2 separate regions of the Homo sapiens genome follow, and region 1 is linked to region 2. A link is a contact called in ENCODE Hi-C or POLR2A ChIA-PET data. All regions are on one chromosome and are shown on one strand. Each heading gives the region's core, a stretch centred on a gene start or an enhancer-like site at or near the end of the contact. The rest is flanking DNA. Distances are from core to core; before and after follow the strand shown.

Region 1 (6,604 bases), core at 3,891-6,390, 380 kb after region 2:
CACACCCGGCTAATTTTTCTATTTTTAGTAGAGACTGGGTTTCGCCATGTTAGCCAGGCTGGTCTCGAACCCCTGGCCTCATGTGATCCACCCACCTCAGCCTTTAAAGTGCTGGGATTACAGGCGTGAGCAACCACACCCAGCCTGGAGTCAATAAAGATTTTTGCTCCATCCAAAACTTTGGTCAGCTCTTGAGAGACTCATAGAGTCCACAGGGTAGGCCTAGGATTCCTGACAAATAAAACAATGCCATCAAATAGCAACATCATTTAAAGAATACAGACATGCTACTGCTGGGAAATTCTTTTTTTGTTGTTGGTTTTTTTTGAGACAGGGTCTAACTATGTTACACAGGCTGGAGTGCGGAGTGAGGACCACGGCTCACTACAGCCTCAACCTCCCAGGCTCAGGTGATCCTCCCACCTCAGACTCCCAGGTAGCTGGGGCTACAGGCATGCACCACCATGCTCGGTGAATTTTCTGTATTTTTTTGTAGAGACGGGGGTCTTGCTATGTTGCCCAGGCTGGTCTTGAACTTCTGGACTCAATCAATCAGCCCATCTTGGCCTCCCAAAGTGCTGGGAATACAGGTGTGAGCCACCGTGCCTAGCTGGGAAATTCTTATTTTGGAAGGAGAAGTACAGAAAAGAGGTAGAGTATGTTTTTATTTTTATTTATTTATTTTATTTTATTATTTTCTTCAGGCCAGATGTTTTTATTTTTATTTTTTGAGACAGAGTTTCACTCTGTCACTCAGGCTGGAGTGTTGTGGGTACAAATGGCTCACTGCAGCCTTGACTTCCTGGGCTCAAGCAATTCTCCTGCCTCAGCCTCCCTTGTAGCTGGGACCAGGTGTGTGCACTACTACATCTGGCAAATTTTTTTTACTTTTTTGTAGAGATGAGGGTCTCACTTTGTTGCCCAGGCTGGTCTCAAACTCCTGGCCTGAGGGGACCTTTCTGCCTCGACCTCCTAAAGTGTGGGATTACAGGTGTGAGCCACTGCATCCGACCTAGAGTATGTTTTTAAATTAAGTTTTTTATTTTGAGATCGCTGTAGATTCACATGCAGTTGTAATAAATGATAGAGAGTGATCCCATGTAACCTTTACCCAGTTCCCCCCACTGGTAACATTTTGCAATGCTGTAATATTAATACAATTTCCCAACCAGGATATTGATAGATTCACTGATTTTAGCTCTTATTTGATGTAGAGTATCTTTTTTTCTTTGGGACAGAGTCTCACTATGTCACCCAGGCTGGAGTGCAGTGGCATGATCTCAGCTCACTGCAACCTCCGCCCTCTGGGTTCAAGCAATTCTCGTGCCTCAGCCTCCCGAGTAGCTGGCACTACAGGCGCGTGCCACCATGCCTGGCTAAATTTTGTGTTTTTAGTAGAGACGGGGTTTCACCATATTGGCCAGGCTGGTCTCGAACTCCTGACTTCAAGTGATCTGCCCGCCTCAGCCTCCCAAAGTGCTGGGATTACAGGCGTGAGTCACCAGGTCCAGCCAGGGTACTTATCTTGTTTCTACTATCTTGCTATTATGAATGATGTTGTGATGTTGCTATGGATATTGCTGCATGAGTTTTTGTGTGGATGCATGTTTTCATTTCTCTTGGATATATACCTAGAGGCAGAATTCTTGGGTCATATGATGACTACACGGAACTATCAAACTGTTTTCTGTAGTAGCTTTACTATGTTACATTCCCACCAGCAATGTACGAGGGTTCCACTTACTCCCCATCCTTGTCAACACGTTGTGCATTTTTTTTTTTTTTTTTGAGACAGAGTCTTGCTCTTTTGCCCAGGCTGGAGTGCAGTGGTGCAATCTAAGCTCACTGCAACCTCCGCCTCCCGGGTTCAAGCAATTCTCCTGCCTCAGCCACCTCAGTGCCTGGGATTACAGGCATGTGCCACCACACCTGGCTAATTTTTGAATTTTAGTAGAGATGGGGTTTCACCATGTTGCTCAGGCTGGCCTCGAACTCCTGACCTCGTGATCCGCCCGCCTCGGCCTCCCAAAGTGCTGGGATTACAGACGTGAGCCACCGCGCCTGGCCATCTGTCCTTTTGATTATAGATTTTGATTATAGATCAAAATGGGTGCAAATCAAAGCCACAGTAAGACACCACTTCACACCTGTGGGGGTGAATAGGTGTGAAGTGGCATCTTACTGTGGCTTTTATTTGCACTGCCCTGATGGCTAATGATATTGAACATCTTTTTATGTGCTTATTGGCCATTTGCATATCTTCTTTGGATGTAGGTGGAAAACTTTTTTGTTTTTTTTTTGAGATGGGGTTTCATTCTGTAGCCTGGCTGGAGTGTAGTGGCGTGACCTCAGGTCACTGCAACCTCTGCCTCCAGGGCTCAAGCAATCCTCTCACCTCTGTCTCCTGAGTAGCTGGGACTACATGCATGTGCCAGCATACTAGGCTAATTTTAAAAATTATTTGTAGAGATGGGGTCTCCCTATATTGCCCAGGCTGGTCTCAAACTCCTGGGTTCAAGTAATCCTCCTGCCTTAGCCTCCCAAAGTGTTTGGATTACAGGCGTGAGCCACTGCACCCAGCCAAATCCTTTTTAAAGTCGTGAATGTACTTGATGACAAAGTGAATGTGACAAGGTATTTCCCACAATTTTATGTTAGAATAGAAGAAAAACATATGTTTTATGCAATTACATACTCACTCATTCATTTTCCAAGTACCTATGCTATTCCAGACACCAGGAAATTTAGAGAAGAAGGAGAAACCAGTTAGTTGATTATCAGAAATGGCATAGACAAGATGTTATAGTCCTCCTGGCACTTTTGTAACAGTCTGCTTCTGACTTATCCAAATGGTTCAGCTCCATTCCTGGCAGGGCAGAAAAGGCAATGAGACAAGGTTCCTGATTTCCAGTAGCTCACTATCTAGTGGGAGAGAGAAACACATAAATATGTCATTGCGGTCGCAGATGGTTATCTACCCACAGAGCTTAGGAGCACAGTGGAGGGAGCAGGTAATTCTGCTAGGCACCTAGAAGGGGTGCAGGAGGAGGTGACATTTGAATTTGGTCTTAAGAGATATTCAGACATTTGACAGATGGTGAAAGGAGAAGGACATTCTAGCCATCAGGCACGGCCTGGTCAAGGGCATGGCTGAGGATGTGAGAGCCGAGGGTGAGCAGAGACAGAGGGTGGAGGGGAGGAGTGGAAGGGAGTGGACCACGTCATGAAGAGCCTCACTAAGGAGCATCCATCTACAAACAGTCTCACTCTGCGCCCAGGCTGGAGTGCTGTGGTGTGATCTTGGCTCACTGCAACCTCTAACCTGACGGGTTCAAGCGATTCTCCTGCGTCAGCCTCCTGAGTAGCTGGGATTACAGGTGTGTGCCACCACGCACAGCTAATTTTTGTATTTTTAGTAAAGATGGGGTTTCACCATGTTGGCCAGACTTGTCTTGAACTCCTAACCTCAAATAATCCATCTGCCTTGGCCTCCCAAGAGATTTTTTTTTTTTTTTTTTTTGTAAGCAGAAGAGTGGTGTGGTTCGATCTGAGGTTTAAGAGATCACTCACAGGCAGCCAGTTGGATGGATTAAGGGGTCAGCAGGCCAAAGGGTAAATATTTGTGGCCTTGTGGACCACACAGTCTTTGTTACAACTTCTCAACTCTGCTGCTGTAGTGTGAAAGCAGCCATAAGACAATACATTTAAGTATTTCATTTAAGAAAGAACCCGGCTGTGTTCTAATGCACATGTATTTACAAAGCCAGGAGGTATGGATCTGTCCTGAGGACCATCATTTACCAACTCCTATATTAGACTAAGGTGGGAATGAAGGCAAGGAGACCACTGACTATGTGGAAATTCTCTCATGAATGGAGAAAATCAGAATGGGGTGAGGGAAGTGCAACCAAGGCAGAGGGTATCTTTCAGCCTCAAGAGGAGTCAGGTCCTCTACCTCGGCTGTGCTGGAAAGTGTGACTACACGCCTCACGGCCCAGCTCGCATTTCCTACAAAGCAGGCAGAACACCTAGTTATGCAAAGAGCATCACTCACAGCCACTGCAGCCACCTGGGAGGTGTGGAGCTTCTATCTGTGACAAGCCTGCCAAGGAACTCACAGGCCCAGGCAAGGAGAAGCCTAGAAAACAAGGTAGAAAGTCTTGGAAAAGCCTCATTTGGTCTGCGATGTAAGAAAACTTGATTCCAGTTAATTGAGGTAAAGAAGAATTGGTTCAATCTCATAGAATCCACAGGGGAGATGTGTGATTGGTCCCGCACTCTAAGAGCTGGAGAGCGAGAAGCAGGTGCCTCTTCTGGCCTCTGTGGGGCTGCACAGACTCTGTCTCCGTCTCTTCTGCAAAATTGGCATCCATGTGTGGACTGCTCATCAGTCAGTGTGGGGTGGAGACACAGAGAAAGTTCAGGAGTACATAAGTGGCCCCATAAAAACATGCACCCTACCACTACCCTGGAGGGCAGCTGACCGGGGGTGTCTGGTCCAGCCTCTCTAACAACTCCTGCACCTCTCTGTCCAAGCCCCTTCCCCTTGCTGGGCAAAATAAAGGGGGCAGTTTCGATCACTGGCTCTCAACTGGGATTTCTCCCAAAGTAGTAATGAGGTCGACTTGCAAGCATTTTTGGCTTTCAAAAAGCCATTTAAAATGCTCTGCTTGCTGATGAAAGCTGTGGTTTCTTTGCTCTCGGCTACGATTCTGTCAACTCAGGGTAGTAACACTGCTGAGCGCGTGCTGATCTGAAGCTCTGATTGGCTGCTGGTGACATAATAGGAAGGTCAGGAACGATTGGCTGGCAGCTGAGACCGGCTGAGCCACATACCAGGAAGGTGTGTTGGGCGTGAACAGAGCACGCTTAGAGCAGGAACAGAAGTACGAGCGACAGCCTACCAACATCCTTCAAGCATGGGGGCAGGGGAGGCATGTGTTAAATAACAGAGTCTTCAAGATAGTGAAAACTATGCATCATTTCTAGGGTCCTCTTTTGTGTAGCTCCTGTCTCCCCCTAGTCCCAGGTGTCTCTCCCCAGAGGGCTGGAGGGCCAGGCCAGGCTCGCAGACAAGTGGGTACATGTACCCCCTTCACTCCCAGTTCCCTCCTCTCTGCCCAGACCTGCTCTCCGCAGCCCTGAGGCGGGCAGCTGGTCCACCCTTCTCCCCTGCAGTTCTCTCTAGGCTTAGGACCCAGGTCCCTCCCTGCTCTAGGTGGTCTGGATGTCAGCATCTCAAGCTGCGGCCTCAGGCAGCAACAGGCACGCCCTTTATGAATTATCTGAGCAGAGCACAGCCACAGTGGGAGGAATAAAAATAACAAGAAACACAAAAGGTGCCTCCTTGAACAGGAAGAGACACTAGGGATGGGGGACTGGCTCACCTGGTGAGTCACCCTGCGTTCCCTCTTCTTGGCTGGCTATCAAAAGAGAAGAGAACACAGGCAATAACCTGTGGCCTCCAGGGACGGGCTGGGCGTTTTAGAAAGGCCCTGGGTTTGCAGAAGAGAACAGCACGCATGGTGGGGAGGCTGCTGGAGGTTGGGATTCTACGTCTGGCTCATGGCAAACCTGATGGATGACTTTGGGCTCTTTTCAGAGTCTCTGTTGCCTCATTTGTTTGTTTGTTTTTGAGACGGATTATTTATTTATTTGAGTCGGAGTTTTGCTTTTTGTCGCCCAGGCTGGAGTACAGTGGCCAGATTTGTTTGTTTGTTTTTGAGATGGATTATTTATTTTTGAGACAGAGTTTAGCTCTTTGTTGCCCAGGCTGGAGTGCAGTGGTGTGATCTCTGCTCACTGCAACCTCCGCCTCCCAGGTTCAAGCGATTCTCCTGTCTCAGCCTCCCAAGTAGCTGGGATTACAGGCGCCCGCCACCACGCCCGGCTAATTTTTGTATTTTTAGTAGAGATGGGGTTTCACCATGTTTGCCAGGCTGGTATCAAACTCCTGACCTCAGGTGATCGACCCACCTCGGCCTCCCAAAGTGTTGGGATTACAGGCGTGAGCCACCACGCCCGGCCTGTTTATTTATTTTTAATTTTAAAAAGTTTATATATTTAAGGGGTACAGGTTCATTTTTCTTACATGTGTATATTGTGTAGTGGTGTACCCATCATCACCCAAATAGTGAACACTTTACCCAACAGGTGATTTTCCAACCCTCACCCCCTCCCACTTTTTATAGTCTCCAGTGTCTGTTTTTCTTTTTCTTTTTTTCTTTTTTTTTGAGACAGAATCGCTCTCTGTTGCCTAGGCTGGAGTGCAGTTGTGCAATCTCAGCTCACTGTAAACTCCACCTCCCAGGTTCATGCCATTCTCCTGCCTCAGCCTCCGGACTAGCTGGGACTACAGGCGCCTGCCACCACAGCTGGCTAATTTTTTTTTTTTTTTTTGTAGTTTTAGTAGAGACGGGCTTTCACCGTGTTAGCCAGGATGGTCTTCATCTCCTGACCTCGTGATCCGCCCTCCTTGGCCTCCCAAAGTGCTGGGATGGCAGGCGTGAGCCACCGTGCCCAGCCCAGTGTCTGTTTTTCTACTCTGTGTGTTCATATGTACCTATTGTTTAGCTGTCACAAGTGACAACAAGCGGTATCTAGC
Region 2 (6,337 bases), core at 341-2,840:
GATGGGTGTCATGTAGTTGGCACTGTCAGTGTTTTCCGTTGATCTTTTGTCTGAACAGAGATCAGGTGCCGTTCCCATTTCCTTTCCTGAATATACTCATTTTTGTCATTTACAGCCATAAAAAACTTTCCATCTTTAGAAGTTGACAAAAAAGGAGGGGAACAAAAAAGGGCCTGGCCTCAAGATGTGAGCAAATACTAATGTGCAAGTTTTTAGATTCTTTTTCTTTTTCTTTCCTTTTCCCTTTTCTTTTCATGACAGCTGTAAATCTAGGAGCTTAATTATTAACCTAAATGAAGCTGAGGTTTAATGTTCCCCGGAGCATGCACTGATGGGGAAGGATGAATTCTCATTTCCTGGAGGCTGAAGATCTGTGCAGGTGTCTGTGGCCAATGTTAAGCCTACGACTTTAGATGAGCTGGCATAAATCTTGGGAGAGTTTTCTTGTCTGTGTTCCCTCTGAATTTCTCTGTGCTGTTAGAGGCAGGGACAGAAGAGAACCAGCATGGCAGTGCTGGGCTCAGGGTGATGCCTGCCTGCCAGCACAGCGGTTCTTGTCCCTGTCCCACATTGCTTCTTGGAAGCCTTTTTACAGCCTCAATCATCTTGCTTTTTCTACCGCAGCTATAAATGGGTTGGAAGCCAGTGCAACATGGGCAGGGAGGACTTGGTTTAATCTTTTCAAGTGCTACAGCATTTCTCTGTTCCTTTGGCATCGTTTTATGGATGTTTTCCCAGTATCCCTTTCCAGTGTCTTATGAATTGGCTAGCAAGAGCGCTTCCCAGTCTATCAGATGGAGAGAGCATTAGGCTCAGAGAAATTACATGAAAGTCCAGGATTTCCAACTTCTTGTTCACTTTTCTACCATATTAATCATCTCTCAGACAGTGATGTGGTAGGATTCATATGCATAGAATTCCATTGTACTTATTGGGGGGGGGGTAATTTCACTTTAAATTTTTAGCAGCTTCGAGGACTTAATTGGTTAGGCTCCTTCAGGCTGTCTTTGGAAATCTTGTCCTTTGAAAAGGGAATGCTGATACCCAGAGGAATGTATTTCTTATGGTCATGTTTCAGACTGTAGCATCTTGAAAGTCATGTGGGCTAGAGCAACTTCTAGGTGTCCTTTAGCACAGATGCAGGCTGGGGGTTGAGAGTTTAAAAGCTTTTTCTCAAACTGTTTATGACAAACATAGTTCATCTCCCATTTTGGTTAATTCTCAGCTTAAGTATTTTAAGAAACATTTGGAGGGCAGGGACATGCAGCTGCTAAGAATCCAAGACAGTGCTGTTTTGAAAATGCAAATATTTCTGGTTTGCATTTACTTGAAGTAGGGTAGCTTTCTCCCATATATTCCCTTGAATACAGATATTCTTTAAATGACATCATTTTGAGTAGAATACAGAGTCCAGGTGGTTTTGGGGAAATCATTAAAAAAACAAACAAAAAAAACAAAACAAAACAAAAAAACAAAAGCTTAGGTATCATTGCATTCTAGGGGCCAAGAAACAGAACGATGGTATTTTTGGCAGGCACCCAGGCCCAGCAAAACCCACACCCCAAGGCTGTCTCTGTAGCTTCCTGTGGTTTTCCCACTGAAGAGAAACAGCCTTTCTCTTGGAGGGCCTGGGATGGCAAATATGTATATCAGCTTGATCAGAATCATAATATTCCGGCTTTGAGGTTATGTCCCAACAGGCTTCATTTAGGAAATTTGATGCACCACAATTGTTGCAAACTGAGCTGAACTGATTTTGTGGCTCCTAATGGTGCAAGTTTTTTGTTTGTTTGGTAGAAACTGGTAACGTCCTATATTAGAAGTTATGCTACCAGGTGATCTGTAACAATAAAGTCAAGTCTCAGACTAAATTTTGCCACAGATAAGAACATTAGCAAGCAGGCACAAAAGTTAGTCATTCAGCATGTTCCTGTGGACTGGGAAAAGCCCCAACCTGTCCTTTGGGTATGTATCTCACGTCAAAGTTTAGGTAGAAACAGATGCAGAAAAATTCTCAATACAGGACACATCTAAACTTTTCATTGGCGCAGGTGATGGAATCCTCTGTTAAGTGTCCAGACCCAGGACCAGAGTGCCACTGCAGAAAGTGTTAGGCTGCCTGGTTTGCCAGATTCTTATAACCCACGTATATATGCAAGGTTAGAGATCCCTGTACAGTATTTCCAGCCAACACATATATATATTGAATTCTATTGTTTTCATCGGAAAAATTATTTCTACCATCCTTTATACTTGTGAGGAAATCCTCTAGTATAGATTTCAAAGCTGTAGCTGATGCTTTTGTAATAGCCACACCTGGGGTATGCACTCCTGATTAGGGTACCTCAGATACTAACTAGCTACCCATAAGAGGAAGGGAGGGAGGGAGGGAGAAAGGGTTTGTGTGTCTTCCCACATACTTGCATGCATTCATACTGTGTATTCAGAAATATTTAAAAATAAATTACAGATAATAGGTATCTCTTTATTTGACCCTGGAAATATTATGTCTTGTATAATGTTGCCAGCCATTCATGAGTGACTTGAAATGTCAACTGACCTTTGGCCTGCCATGGTGTTTTAGTCAGAGCCATTGATGAATGGCTCACCATGGGGCAGAGAAGAGAGAAGAGAATGATAATTTTTGATAGTTTTGTAGGTTTTTTTTTTCTTTTATCTCAGTCTCATTCGGTTGCCCAGGCTGGAGTGCAGAGGTGCGATCTTGGCTCACTGCAACCTCCACCTCCAAGGTTCAAGGGATTCTCGTGCCTCACCCTCGCAAGTAGCTGGGAATACTGGTGCATGCCACCACACCAGGCTAATTGTTGTATATTTTGTAGAGATAGGGATTCGCCATGTTGCCTAGGCTGGTCTCAGACTCCTGAGCTCAAGCAGTCCTCCTCCCTTGGCCTCCCAAAGTGCTGGGATTACAGGCATAAGCCACCATGCCCGGCCAGCTTTGTAGGCTTTTTCAAGCTTTTTTGCATTCTTTCATTTGATATTCTGGTATTGTGGAGATGTTGTATCCCCCACTCAATTTTATACACAAATCGTTGTCCAGGGTCATAGAATGAGTAAATTACAGGAACTATAACTTGAACGAACTCTCATCCTTTATAGTTCCTCTGTACTATAAGGGCAAGTTACTACCAAGAAGAGCTATTACTATTCTTCAAAGAATACCATAGAACTTTTTCACCTTGGGGCAGTTATTGCCAAGGTAAGACCATGTACTAAGGATATATTATATAACAGAATGCTGGGAGATTTCTGTCTTAACTAGTGATAGGACAGGTGATTTAAACCAGCTCTCTTACTGAAGTCACCTTAAGAAACTGGATCAGTTGCTTCTAAAAATCTTCTTAAACATCAAATCACTATTATAAGGAGATTCTGAGTTGAGCTTTGAGAGAGAATGTAAGCACAGAGGAGCAAAGCCGTAGTATTAGGGCAATTTTTTGTTTTATGGCCATTTGCTGATCAGGAAAAGGAAGTTGAGAGCGTGAGCCACACCTTTAGTGTCCTTTCAAGGTGAAGGAGATAAAACTTGTAGTCTGGGTGCTTTCAAGCCTGAGAACCCTTATAAATCATTCTTGACTTTGGGTTGGAACTCTATCAAGAGATACACCTAGGAGTAAGGGTGAAGTGGGTGTAAACCATCCCTCACATTGGCTGTAACAATTTCACATTATTTAAGTGGCCCGGAAACCGTAAGGCTTCCTTGCATTAAGATAATTCTATTTAGCTAATGCCCATAGTTGCCAGGTAAAAGCAATGAAATCTTAGAGGGAAATATGATCCTAGTCCTAAAATTATTTATATAGATAATTTTGCTGTTACAATATCCAGCCACAGAGGTAACCAGGCACACAAGAAGAGAAGGTACCATAAGTGAGAGTTGGCAGAAGCAAAGACAAAAGAAATACAGACATACAGAGATTCTAGATATTGTACTTATTAGACATACACTATGAAATACTATTCTTACAGCATTAAAGGAAGTAAAAGCCCAAATTTTAGTTGTATTGGGGACTGGAAACTCTAAAATACGGCTTTCCAGATTTAAAAAACTGAAATCTAGAACTGAAAATTCAAAAACAAAATGAATAGGTGTATAGGCAATTATATACATCTAAAGAGCAAATTAGTGAAATGGAAAATAGGTTAGAAGAAACTTCAGAGTGAAGCACTGTATACACAAAGATGGAAAATATAAAAAAGGTAGAAGATAGAGTGAGAAAGTCTAACAGTCATAATTGGAAATCTAGAAAAAAAGAAATAATGGTTCTATAGCAACATTGAATGGGATTATAGATAAACTTTTTTTGAAACAAATGAAAAACCTGAAGCCTCAAATCCAAGAAGCCCAACAAATTTATAACAGTACAAATAAAACTAAATCCACACCAAGACCCATCATAATCAAACTTCAGAAAATGGAATATAAAGACATCTTAAAAGCAGTGGGGGATGGGGAAAAGACATTAACTTCTGAAGAATGATGGTCAGGCTTACAGTTGACTTGCAGAGTGTGAGCCACATGACAATGGAAATAACTTCTTTAGTGTGCTGAAGGAAAGAAACGCATCCCACAATTTTAAACCCAGCAGATAATACCGTTCAAGAATGAAAGGGCTGGGTGCAGTGGCTCACGCCTGTAATCCCAGCACTTTGGGAGGCCGAAGCGGGCAGATCACGAGGTCAGGAGATCGAGACCATCCTGGCTAACACGGTGAAACCCCGTCTCTACTAAAAATACAAAAAATTAGCCGGGCGTGGTGGTGGGCGCCTGTAGTCCCAGCTACTCGGGAGGCTGAGGCAGGAGAATGGCGTGAACCGAGGAGGCGGAGCTCGCAGTGAGCGGAGGTCACACCACTATACTCCAGCCTGGGCGACAGAGCGAGACTCTGTCTCAAAAAAAAAAAAAAAAAAAAAAAAAAGGTAGGGGGGGAAGAGTAAAAGTGAAGGTATTAAAGGTATTTTGTATAGACAAGAACAGAGTCCACCACTAGCATGTTTACACAAAAGGACTTTTATTGGGTCTTCTCCAAATAGGAGGAAGGTGATCCAAAACGTTAAATCAGAAGTATAGGAAAAAAAAAAAAGTATAGAAAGTGGTTAAAGATGGGGATAACTCTAGGCCAGGCACAGTGGCTCATGCCTGTAATCCCAGCACTTTTGGAGGCTGAGGCAAGCGCATCACTTGAGGTCAAGAATTTGAGACCAGGCTTGCCAACACAGTGAAACCCCATCTTTACTAAAAATACAAAAATTAGCCAGACGCATGCCTGTAGTTCCAGCTACTTCAGGGGGTTGAGGTGAGAGGATTGCTTGAGCCCAGAAGTTTGAGGCTGTAGTGAGCTATGATTGTGCCCTGTACCCCAGCCTGAGCAACAGAGCGAGACTGTCCCAAAAGAAAAAAAAATGTGGGTAACTCTAAATGAACATTTGAACATTTACTGTATAAGAAAATACAATATTGAGTGGGATATTTTTTAAAAATAGAAATTTAAGGCCGAGGTGGGCGGATCACTCGAAGTCAGGAGTTTGAGACCAGCCTGGCCAACATAGTGAAACCCCACCTCTACAAAAAATACAAACTAAAGTTTAGCCGGGCATGGTGGCAGACACCTGTAATTCCAGCTACTCAGGAGGCTGAAGCAGGAGAATCACTTGAACCTGAGAGGTGAAAGTTGCAGTGAGCCGAGATGGCGCCACCGCACTCCAGCCTGGGCTACAGAGCAAGACTCTGTCTCCAAAAAAAAAAAAAAAGAAAAGAAAAGAAAAGTATTAAAACTTGGAGGAGGTAGGTGATTGGAATTAGTCTGTTCTAAGGTTCTTGCATTGTCTTGGAAGAGGTTAAAGATAGGAATTAATGCTTGACTGAGATAAGTCAAGGATATATGTTATAACTGATAGACTAAACAGTAAACAAATAGAAAAATTGTATAACTTCTGATTAAAAATGAAAAAATTGAAAAAGATGATTTAAAGGAAGAAAAAAACAAGTACAAGATACAAAGCACAAGAAGTCATGGTAAACTGAAACCCACATGTATCAGTAATTACATTAAACATAATTGGTTAAATGCTGGCGGTAGAAAGATTATCAAACCAGATTTTTAAATTTATATGCATTATACAAGCAATATATCTTAAACTTACAGAATGACTGAAAATAAGATATAAGAACATAATATTTTAGTATTGAATTTTCAAAAATCAGTTGAAAATAAACTTAAATACCACAAGAAAGCTGCTGTAGCTATATTAGTATCAGACAAAACAGATTTTAAGGCAAAAAGCATTAATTTGTAATACAATTACTTTATAATAA

What was found. A loop is a pair of places that touch in the nucleus more often than their neighbours do. ChIA-PET counts read pairs that join two places held with the same protein, here RNA polymerase II (POLR2A). Pooled maps may share reads with other maps.
Region 1: a pooled map shows a loop between it and region 2 (2.0-fold over the local background). The contact joins two enhancer-like sites. A Hi-C loop is called at or near these places in 1 of 50 pooled maps. POLR2A ChIA-PET finds 5 or more read pairs at or near these places in 2 of 52 experiments (AG04450 and BJ).

Annotation. Positions count from the first base shown.
Region 1 is chr3:11,765,856-11,772,459 of GRCh38, forward strand. It overlaps a transcript of TAMM41 not described here. Among named protein-coding and RNA genes, the nearest start is that of TAMM41, 78 kb to the right of the region's middle. Within about 2 kb of position 5,141, at least 15 of the 41 ENCODE cell types and tissues checked have a DNase peak (open chromatin) inside an H3K27ac peak, as active enhancers do.
Region 2 is chr3:11,391,026-11,397,362 of GRCh38, forward strand. The region is part of intron 19 of ATG7 (autophagy related 7); the gene reads left to right. Among named protein-coding and RNA genes, the nearest start is that of ATG7, 120 kb to the left of the region's middle. Within about 2 kb of position 1,591, at least 5 of the 41 ENCODE cell types and tissues checked have a DNase peak (open chromatin) inside an H3K27ac peak, as active enhancers do.